2 separate regions of the Homo sapiens genome follow, and region 2 is linked to region 1. A link is an interaction called in ENCODE POLR2A ChIA-PET data of the cell type or tissue named here. Cell type or tissue: OCI-LY7. All regions are shown on one strand. Links, peaks and the distances in the headings refer to the core of each region. The heading gives the core; the rest is flanking DNA. Region 1 has its middle 10 kb from the start of USP22. Region 2 overlaps MAP2K3 (mitogen-activated protein kinase kinase 3).

Region 1 (4,381 bases), core at 242-4,241:
AAGGAGGTGTAAATGGACTTATAAAGTTCTAAGATTTCCATATTTTATGTGAAGAGCTACAATATTAAATTTAAATAGATTATGAAAACACACAGGTTGATATTATAATCCCTAGAATAGCCACTAAAAAATGATGCAAAGAGGTGTAACTGAATTTTTTTTTTGAGACAGGGTCTCACTCTGTCACCCAGGCTGGAATGCAGTGGCAGGATCTTGGCTCACTGCAACCTCTGCCTCCCAGGCTGAAGTGATCCTCCCACCTCAGCCTCCTGAGTAGCTGGGACTACAGGCACATGCCATCACCCCAGCTAATTTTTTGTATTTTTCTTAGAGACAGTGTCTCACCATGTTGCCCAGGCTGGTCTCAAACTCCTGAACTCAGATGATCCACCCACTTTGGCCTCCCAAAGTGCTGGGATTATAGGTGTGAGCCACCATGCCCAGCCAGAAAATAGAATTATAACAATATTCAAATAACCCAAAATAAGGCAGGAAGGGAAGAAAAAGAGGAACAAAATCACAGAGAACAAACAAAAATCAAATAATAAAATAGCAGACGTAACTACAAACATTATCAATAATTCCTTTAGATGTTACTAGGCTAAATGTCTTCCACTTCCACCTGTGATGGAGTGTCAGGACAGATTTTGCCTCCTGCTTTAAACAACAACAATGAAAACCGAGACAAACTATAAGAAACATTGGTTTCCAGGCAGGGCGCAGTGGCTCATGCCTGTAATCCCAGCACTTTGGGAGGCGGAGGCGGGTGGATCACGAGGTCAGGAGATTGAGACCATCCTGGCCAACATGGTGAAACCTCGTCTCTACTAAAAATACAAAAATTAGCTGGGCGTGGTTGCACGCACCTGTAGTCCCAGCTACTCAGGAGGCTGAGGCGGGAGAATCGCTTGAACCCGGGAGGCGGAGCTTGCAGTGAGCAGAGATTGCGCCATTGCACTCCAGCCTGGCGACAGGGCGAGACTCTGTCTCAAAAAAAAAGAGGGAGAAACATTGGTTTCCAAACACCGGAAAACAGGAAGTGCAGAACCGTGATTTGAGCCCTGCAGCTCTCCAGCTGCTGCCTGGACAGAGCTTGCAGGCTGCAGTATGAGGCCAGGCAGCCCAGTGCAGGGCACCTGAGATTCCCCAGCTTTGACGCTGAGAGTCCTGGTCCTGGGAACTCCTCAGTCCTGGTTAAACTGGGAAGGTCGGCCACTCTCCCAGACAGAGACCAACACGTTTCATGAGTTGACAATGTAGGGAGGTAACGGTGGCTAGGATTCACAGGACAAATGACCAAAGAGAGCTGCACAGAGACTGCATTTCAGAAATCTGCCACTGATCCCCTCAAGGCTTTTTGCTTACAGGCCAGTGTAGGTTGACATGTCGTGGAGGCTGCAAGTTAAGTTTTTACTGAAACTACATGAGGCAGGGGAAATAACTGCCAGAAAAAAGCAGATGGAACAGTTCCTGGAGCTTGCAGGGCTAGAAATAGTTCACATTCCGAACAGCCAGAGTGGAGACACCTGGTAATACATAGGTCATCAGGAAGGGGGCTCAGGAGGGTGTTGCCTTAGTAGTGGGAGCAAAGTAGCCCTAGAATAAGGCTGATCTACCTGGTCATTCCTTATAAAGCATAAAAGCTTAAAAGGAACAAACTGCTTCCAGTAACTTACCTGTGATCCAGAACAAAGCCTCTCAAACGTTTAAGGAACACAAAACCAAAATATTTTTCAAAGAGAAAGAAGGGGATGGGAAGGAGAAGCACCAAACAAGGTAAAAATTTCAGTGTCTAGCATCCAGTCAAAACTTACCAAGCCTGCAAAGAAACAGAAATACGCAACCTATAAAGAAGAGAAAATTCAATCGGCGGAAACAGACCTCAAAGTGAAATGCGGGACACAGATTTAGTAGTCAAGGGCACTAAAATGGCTACTGTAAATACATTCCGTCTGTTCAAAAAGCTAGAGGAGAGATTGAACATGTTCAGTAGAAACATGGTAGATATAAAAAACAAACAAAAATGAACAGAGCTGAAGGACAACTTCAAGCAACCTGATTACGTGGAATTACGGTCTCTGTAGGAGAACAAGTAGAGCCAAGTATCCAAGGCATTCCAAACATACAAGTTTTCCAAAACTGAATCAAGAATCAGTTTCTCAATTTCAATTTCAATTAACTAAAATTAAATAAAATTAAACATTCAGTTCCTCAGTCATGCTAGTCAGATTTGAAGTGCTCAGCAGCCACATGTGGCTAGCTACTACTATATCAGACATGACAGATGTGAAAACATTTGCATATCTTTTTTTTTTTTGAGATGGAGTTTCACTCTTGTTGCCCAGGCTGGAGTGCAGTGGTGCGATCTCGGTTCACCGCAACCTCTGCCTCCCGGGTTCAAGCGAGTCTCCTGCCTCAGCCTCCCGAGTAGCTAGGATTATAGGCATGTGCCACCATGCCCGGCTAATTATGTATTTTTAGTAGAGACGAGGTTTCTCCATGTTGGTCAGGCAGGTCTCAAACTCCCAACCTTAGGTGATCCACCCACCTTGGCCTCCCAAAGTGCTGGGATTACAGGCGTGAGCCACCGTGCCTGGCCCCACATATTTGCATTTTTTTTTTTTTTTGAGACAGAGTCTGGCTCTGTTGCCCATGCTGGAGTGCAGTGGCGCGATCTCGGCTCACTGCAAGCTCTGCCTCCCGGGTTCATGCCATTCTCCTGCCTCAGCGTCCCGAGTAGCTGGGACTACAGGCACCCACCACCACGCCTGGCTAATTTTTTTTTTTTTGTATTTTTAGTAGAGACGGGGTTTCACCATGTTAGCCAGGATGGTCTCGATTTCCTGACCTCGTGATCCACCCGCCTCGGCCTCCCACAGTGCTGGGATTGCAGGTATGAGCCACCGCGCTGGGCCAACATTTGCATATCTTAAGAGCGTGTCAGCTTGGGTGGGTGGACAGAAGGGATAGGTCACATGCACGACTGATCCAGAGACCTGGGCCATGTGGCCACTCCCCACTTGAAGTTATGGGATCACTGACATAATAACCATAGCTAGTGGTCAGCTCAGTCCCTCTAGTTCTCAAACCAGAACCCAGGCAGAGCTCAGTTCATAGTTGGGTTCAACCTCAGCCACACAGACTGCAAACGGCCTGGGTCCTTCCAGTTGTCAGGTGAAGATGTAAAGCAAAGTCACCGACTTTGGCTTTGGATCCCAGGCAGTCCTCTGCAGGGAGGCTGTGGGGCTTTCCATGCAGGTTCTGGGTGATCCTTCAAAACCTCTCTTCTGGCTGGGTGCGTTGGCTCACGCCTGTAATCCCAGCACTTTGGGAAGCCGAGGATGGCGGATCACTTGAGGTCAAGAGTTCAAGACCAGCCTGGCCAACCTGGTGAAACCCTGTCTCTACAAAAAAATTAGCTGGGTGTGGTGGCGGGCACCTGTAGTCCCAACTACTCGGGAGGCTGAGGTGGGAGAATCGCTTGAACTCAGGAGGCAGAGGCTGCAGTGAGCCGAGATCTCACCACTGCACTCCAGCCTGGGCGACAGAGTGAGACTCTAGCTCAAAACAAAACAAAACCTCTCTTCTAGTCCAATTTCTTTTCACGTTACTAAGGGCCTGCCAGGCCAACCCTGGATCCCACAGCAACACATCCTTTCCCGTTGGAAATCCAGAGGACAGTGACTGCTTTCCACCACATAGGCCAGCTGTGAAAATCCCTGGACCCCCCTTCACCATACAGTGCAACCTCACCATATGGGGGTTCGTGCAGCTCATTATGAGAATCACCCACTCATGGACACCCCATACAACCTCACCAAGACTGCCATCACCATGGGAGAGCCTGGCTTGTCTATCAACACAGACACCACTTAAGATTGAGAGCCTTGAAGGGTAAACAGGGTACCCGGAGGCATCCAGACTGAAGGAGTGAGGGCCACACTGTGAAGGGAGGTGTGAGGATGACCCTAGGACCACAGCTTGAACTGGATCCCAAAATGCCCTGGGCACAGTGCCACCTACAGCTTCAGAACCATCTTTATCTTATCCTGTCCACCTGGGAGTCCTCCTTCCCCGTCTCACCGTGATGACCTGCAGGAGTGTCTCTTAGCCACAGTCCTCCTCTGTGATTGTCAACCTATAGAAAATGTAAACTATAGATTTTAGAGAACCTTGTTCTGTAAAATCACGGACTGTCAGAAACTTTGCTGTTTGAAACCATGTTAGTGAGACTGGAACATTCTTTGACACAAAGAAGCAGCCTCAATTTCCAGCTGAAACAGGATTTTTCTCTTCTTTCTTTCTTTTTTTTTTTTTTTTTTTTTTTTTAGAAAAGAGCTTTTTAACTTTGGGAGGCTGACGTGGGCGGATCACGAGGTCA
Region 2 (4,381 bases), core at 157-4,156, 260 kb after region 1:
CTGTTGATTTTTTCTTTTGCTTTATGGGTTTGGCTTGTTTTTCTTGCATGGTTTGGAGCTGATCGCTTCTCCCCCACCCCCTAGGGTACCAGCAGGCAGAGCCTTGCCCTCTGCTCAGGCTGGGGTCCAGTGGGAGGGGCCCAAGATCTCTGCTCAGAGAAGTGCAGGGGGAGCCTTCCAGCTCACTCTCCCTGAGGACTGGCTTGACAGGGGCTATGGGTTTGCTTTGGTGTTGTTTTTAAAAAAAGAAAATATATTTTTTTGAAAAAACGACTGCCCATCCCGGGTCCTTTCCCTGATGGGTTGGGGCAGTTACCTGGTTGCTGTTTTAATTAAAAAAAAAAAAAAAAAAAGGACTAAAGGTTGTGTGAGATTGTGTATGACACCTGTGAGCCCCCCTCTTACTTGGGGAAGGTTGTGGCCCTTCAAGGGACCCTTGTCTCTGGGCCAGGGGCAGGGTGTCGTGCTCAGGGGAGGGAGGACTGCCAACCTACCAGGCCCTTCTACATCTGAGGACACAGAGGCCCCCAGAGGGCTGTGATGAGGTAACATCCTGTGATCATCCAGGCACCAGGCCCTGTACTGACACTGGACAGAGCAGCGAACACACAGGTCCAGTCTGCTGGTGGCGGCCACCCATCCCACTGTCCTGAAGTAGTGATGACAGCCAGGTCACAGAGCAGCGAGCACCCTGCACACTTTGCCTGGGCTGGACACGGTGACCTCATGGAGGTTACCTGACCTCCAGTTTACAGATGGGAACAACAGACCCAGAGAGCTGACATCACTTACCCAAAGCCACACAGCTTATAAGACAGAAAAACAGACTTGGGGACAGGTGGTGGGCTCCGGAGAAGGCTCCGAGGGGAGTAGGGGCAGCCTGATGAAGGCGCCCTGCAGTCTGGCCCTGTGACGCTGGCAGCATGGCTGGGGCAGCAGGGAATTTGCTCACGTAAGCCGGGTGTGCTCAGCTTCAGGTACCGTTAGGTTCGAAGTTCAGCTGATGGCCTGAAGGACTTGCATCCACCTTGGCTGTTCATCCGTCTCAGGTTCACCCCCTCATGGGGACCAGTCAGGACCCAGGGACTCCAAGAGCTCGGCACACCGTGCCCAGGGTACTCCTGAAGTCCCAGGACTGGCTCTTACCAGCTGGGAAGGAGTCGAATTCATCCCCAGGCCAGGAGGGTGGGTGTGACAGCTCAGGTCAGGTCAGGCATGAGGGGACTCCGCCCACTACAGCTCAAGGTCTGAGAGCAGGGTCTCTGTGGTCCTCTGAGGAAGCTTAGGGTGTGTTCCCAGGAGGAGGGTCCCCATGGGGTCTGTCTCTGCACTCCTCCTGTCCTCCAGCCCCAGTCTGGGACAGGTCTCTGCCCACTAACCCTTCCCTGGCACAGGGGCGAACAGTTCCTGGGAGCTGTTGTCTCCCTCTCTCCATCCTTCAATCATGAAGACTTGTTTTCACCCCAGGGCCTTTGCACTGGCTGTCCCCTCTGCGTAGAACACCCCCTCCCCCGTCTTCCTGTGGCTGGCTCCCCCCAACCCCATCCCGGTCTCCCATGTCACCTCCTCAGCGAGGTCTTCCAGGACCACTCTGGCTCAAACAGCCTCCGCCCACTAGGCCCAGCCAATCTAGCTTATTATCCTGGGTTATCCTGGCCGAGACCTGACTTGTCACTGTTGTGTCGTCAGCGCTGAGAATGCTGCCGACACCGAGGGAGCGCTCGGCTTCTGCTGAATGAACACATGAAAGAATGAATGAGGGAGGGAGGGAAGGGGGGAGGGAGGGAATGAATCCCTTGCCGGGGCGCGGCCCCAGGCTCTGTCTCCTGTAGCCGCCAGGGGGCGGTAGAGCTCGGCTTCAACCGCGTGTCCTGGAGCCCCGCCCGGCCCCGAGCGCCCGTCCGCGTCCTCGTGCGTCCTCGGCGCAGCTGGAGGCCGCGGGCTTGCCACGCGTCAGCCCAGTTCTCGGCCTCTGCGGCTGTCCTGCCCGTGTGCACCCCCTGGCCCGGCCCTCGGGGCTTCCGGGGACTCTGCAGCCTGCAGACAGCAGCAGACCCAACGCCTAGAGATTTACCGTGCGCGCCCCTGAAGTTACCCAGCGCCCCGCAGGCCACCGCGCCCCTCGCGGCTCGCAGGCCTGGCTGGACGCCGCAGGCCTGGCTGGATGCCGCAGCCCTTCACAGAGAGCAGGCTCCTCCGCGCACGACTGCAGCCCCAGTCGTTTGCAGTTCCCTTGCCATTTATGGGACCCTTTGGCTTTTACAGAGCGTGTCCAGCCATCAGAGTGCGGAAGCCAGTGCGCAGGTCACTAACATTTACAAAGCACAGGCCCTTGACAGTTTATACTACCCGTGGAGGTCTCAAGCGGCAGGGCCCCTCTCCCCTGTTCCCTGTCCCTGAGGTGGGGGAATGGGGATGGGGAGCGGCCGCCCCCCCCTCCCCCGAGGCCGGACGCCCGCATTTCCTGTCAGGCAGCAGGGTCCGGGCAGGCGCCTCTTCCAGGCCCGGGATTAATGAGTCTCTGGACTGGGAGATGGCAGAGGCATGTAGACTTTGTTCAATTACAGCCGTGAGAGCCTCCTCATCAGGCAGCATTAAAACTGCAGCAGACAGGCCGGGCGTGTTGGCTCACGCCTGTAATCCCAGCACTTTGGGAGGCTGAGGTAGGTGGATCACCTGAGGTCGGGAGTTCGAGACCAGCCTGGCCAAGATGGTGAAACTGCGTCTCTACTTAAAAAAATACAAAAATTAGACGGGCATGGTGGCGCACATCTGTAATCCAAGCTATCTGGGAGGCTGAGGCAAGAGAATCGCTTGAACCTGGGAGGCAGAGGTTGCAGTGAGCTGAGATCGAGGTGCTACACTCCAGCCTGGGGGGCAGAGTAACACTCCGTCTCAAAAAAAAAAAAAAAAAGAAAAAAGAAAAAAATGCAGCAGACAGGCCTGCTCAGGAGCAGGGAGGCTGCGGAGGGAGGATTTGGCGAATTCCCTTCTAGAGGCCAGGGCGTGAAGCCTCTCCTCCAGATCCCTGCTGCAGCTACCGTCTTCGGTGGGGGCCTCCTCATGGTCCACAGTGCCCCACCCCGGGCGCCCACCCCTGCCTCCCCTGTACCCTGTGCCTGGCTCCCTGCGCTTCACCCCGAGCCTGGCGGTGCAGGGCCTCTGCAGGAGCTGTCTTGTTCTCCTCCCGGAACGCTCTTCCCCGGATGTGCTCCCGCTTTGGGGTCTGCTCAGATGCCTCCCTGACCACACTTGTCCTGCCGCACTTTCTTCACATTTATTCATTTTCATTCTTGCCCACTGGCCGCCTCCCCCGCAAGACCAGGAGGAGCCGGCCTTGCTCACAGGAGACAGGGCAGGTGCAGGAAGGCTGCCGCAAGGCCCAGCGCAGGCAGCAGGCAGCAGGGCTGTGCGGGAGGTGGTCTGGGGACAGTGCTGCCATTCCGTTTATTCCGGGGGTCTGCTCTGGGAAGGCTTTCCAGGAGCGAGCCGATACTGAGCCGATAGGCGCGTTGTGCTGGCTGAGGACTCTGCACCTCAGAGAAGGGAAGCCAGGAGCTCCAAGTCAAACAGCAGGCAGCACCCGTGCCGGGGGTTAGCGTCCCGGCTGCGCTCCCGCTCCCATGCCCTCCCTCGGGGCCGAGCTCTGCTTCTGAGGGCGGAGCCCAAGGAGGCCCGTGCTGCCCACCTGGCGGCTCAGGCTCCAGCAGCCCCGAAACTGTGGTCAAGTCCCTCTTCCCCCAGGGAATCGGCAGGGGCCGGAAGGATTGAATATGTCCCCCAAGCTGCTGTGTTGGGAGGTGGGGCCTCACAGCAGGATTAGATCCTGGGGGCCTGCCCTCCTGAATGGATGAATGCTGCCAGCCATCTCCCAGTGGGTTAGTTACCGAGGGGGTTGGTTGTAATAAAAGGGCGTTTTGCCCTCCCCTGCTGCCTCCAGCACTCTCTTGCCTTTCGGCCTTCCTTCAGCCATGGGAGGACACAGCAGGGAGGCCTTGTCAGATGCCGGCCTGGATCTTGATTTCCCAGCCTCCAGAACCCTGAGAAATTTCTGTTGTTTAGAAAGTACCCAGTCTGGGCTGGGCACATGGCTCACACTTGTAATCCTAGCACTTTGGGAGGCCAAGGCGGGCGGATCGCTTGAGGCCAGGAGCTCACGACCAGCTGGGGCAACATAGCAACACCTCATCTGTACAAAAAAGCCAGGTGTGGTGGTGCATGTCTGTAGTCCCAGCTACTCCAGGAGCTGAAGTGGGAGGATTGCCTGAGCCCAGGAGTTCGAGGCTGCAATGAGCGGTGATTGCCACTGCACTCCAGCCTGGGTGACAGATTGAGACCCTGTCTCAATTTAAGAAAAGAATGAAGAAGAAATCATCCAGTT

Evidence for each region. ChIA-PET counts read pairs that join two places held together with the same protein. Peaks named below come from ENCODE experiments on the same cell type or tissue, not always from the same donor. Only the 100,000 strongest peaks of a DNase experiment are listed, where the experiment ranks them.
Region 2: POLR2A ChIA-PET joins it to region 1 with 6 read pairs; 2 of 35 experiments call an interaction of 5 or more read pairs at or near these places.

What each region holds. Positions count from the first base shown.
Region 1 is chr17:21,050,915-21,055,295 of GRCh38, forward strand. No RefSeq gene overlaps it. Among named protein-coding and RNA genes, the nearest start is that of USP22, 10 kb to the left of the region's middle. RefSeq lists an enhancer at 501-1,087. In OCI-LY7, for the core only: a CTCF peak has its summit at 4,075; DNase peaks (open chromatin) are centred at 1,077, 1,357, 2,267, 2,957 and 1 weaker place; H3K4me3 peaks cover 2,755 bases; H3K27ac peaks cover 3,668 bases.
Region 2 is chr17:21,314,880-21,319,260 of GRCh38, forward strand. MAP2K3 (mitogen-activated protein kinase kinase 3) reads left to right here. Exons shown (of 12, transcript NM_145109.3): 12 at 1-353. Among named protein-coding and RNA genes, the nearest start is that of MAP2K3, 32 kb to the left of the region's middle. RefSeq lists enhancers at 2,134-2,643, 2,981-3,657, 3,658-4,334. In OCI-LY7, for the core only: CTCF peaks have their summits at 1,856 (motif pointing right) and 2,058; no DNase peak of the experiment used is centred there; H3K4me3 peaks cover 512 bases.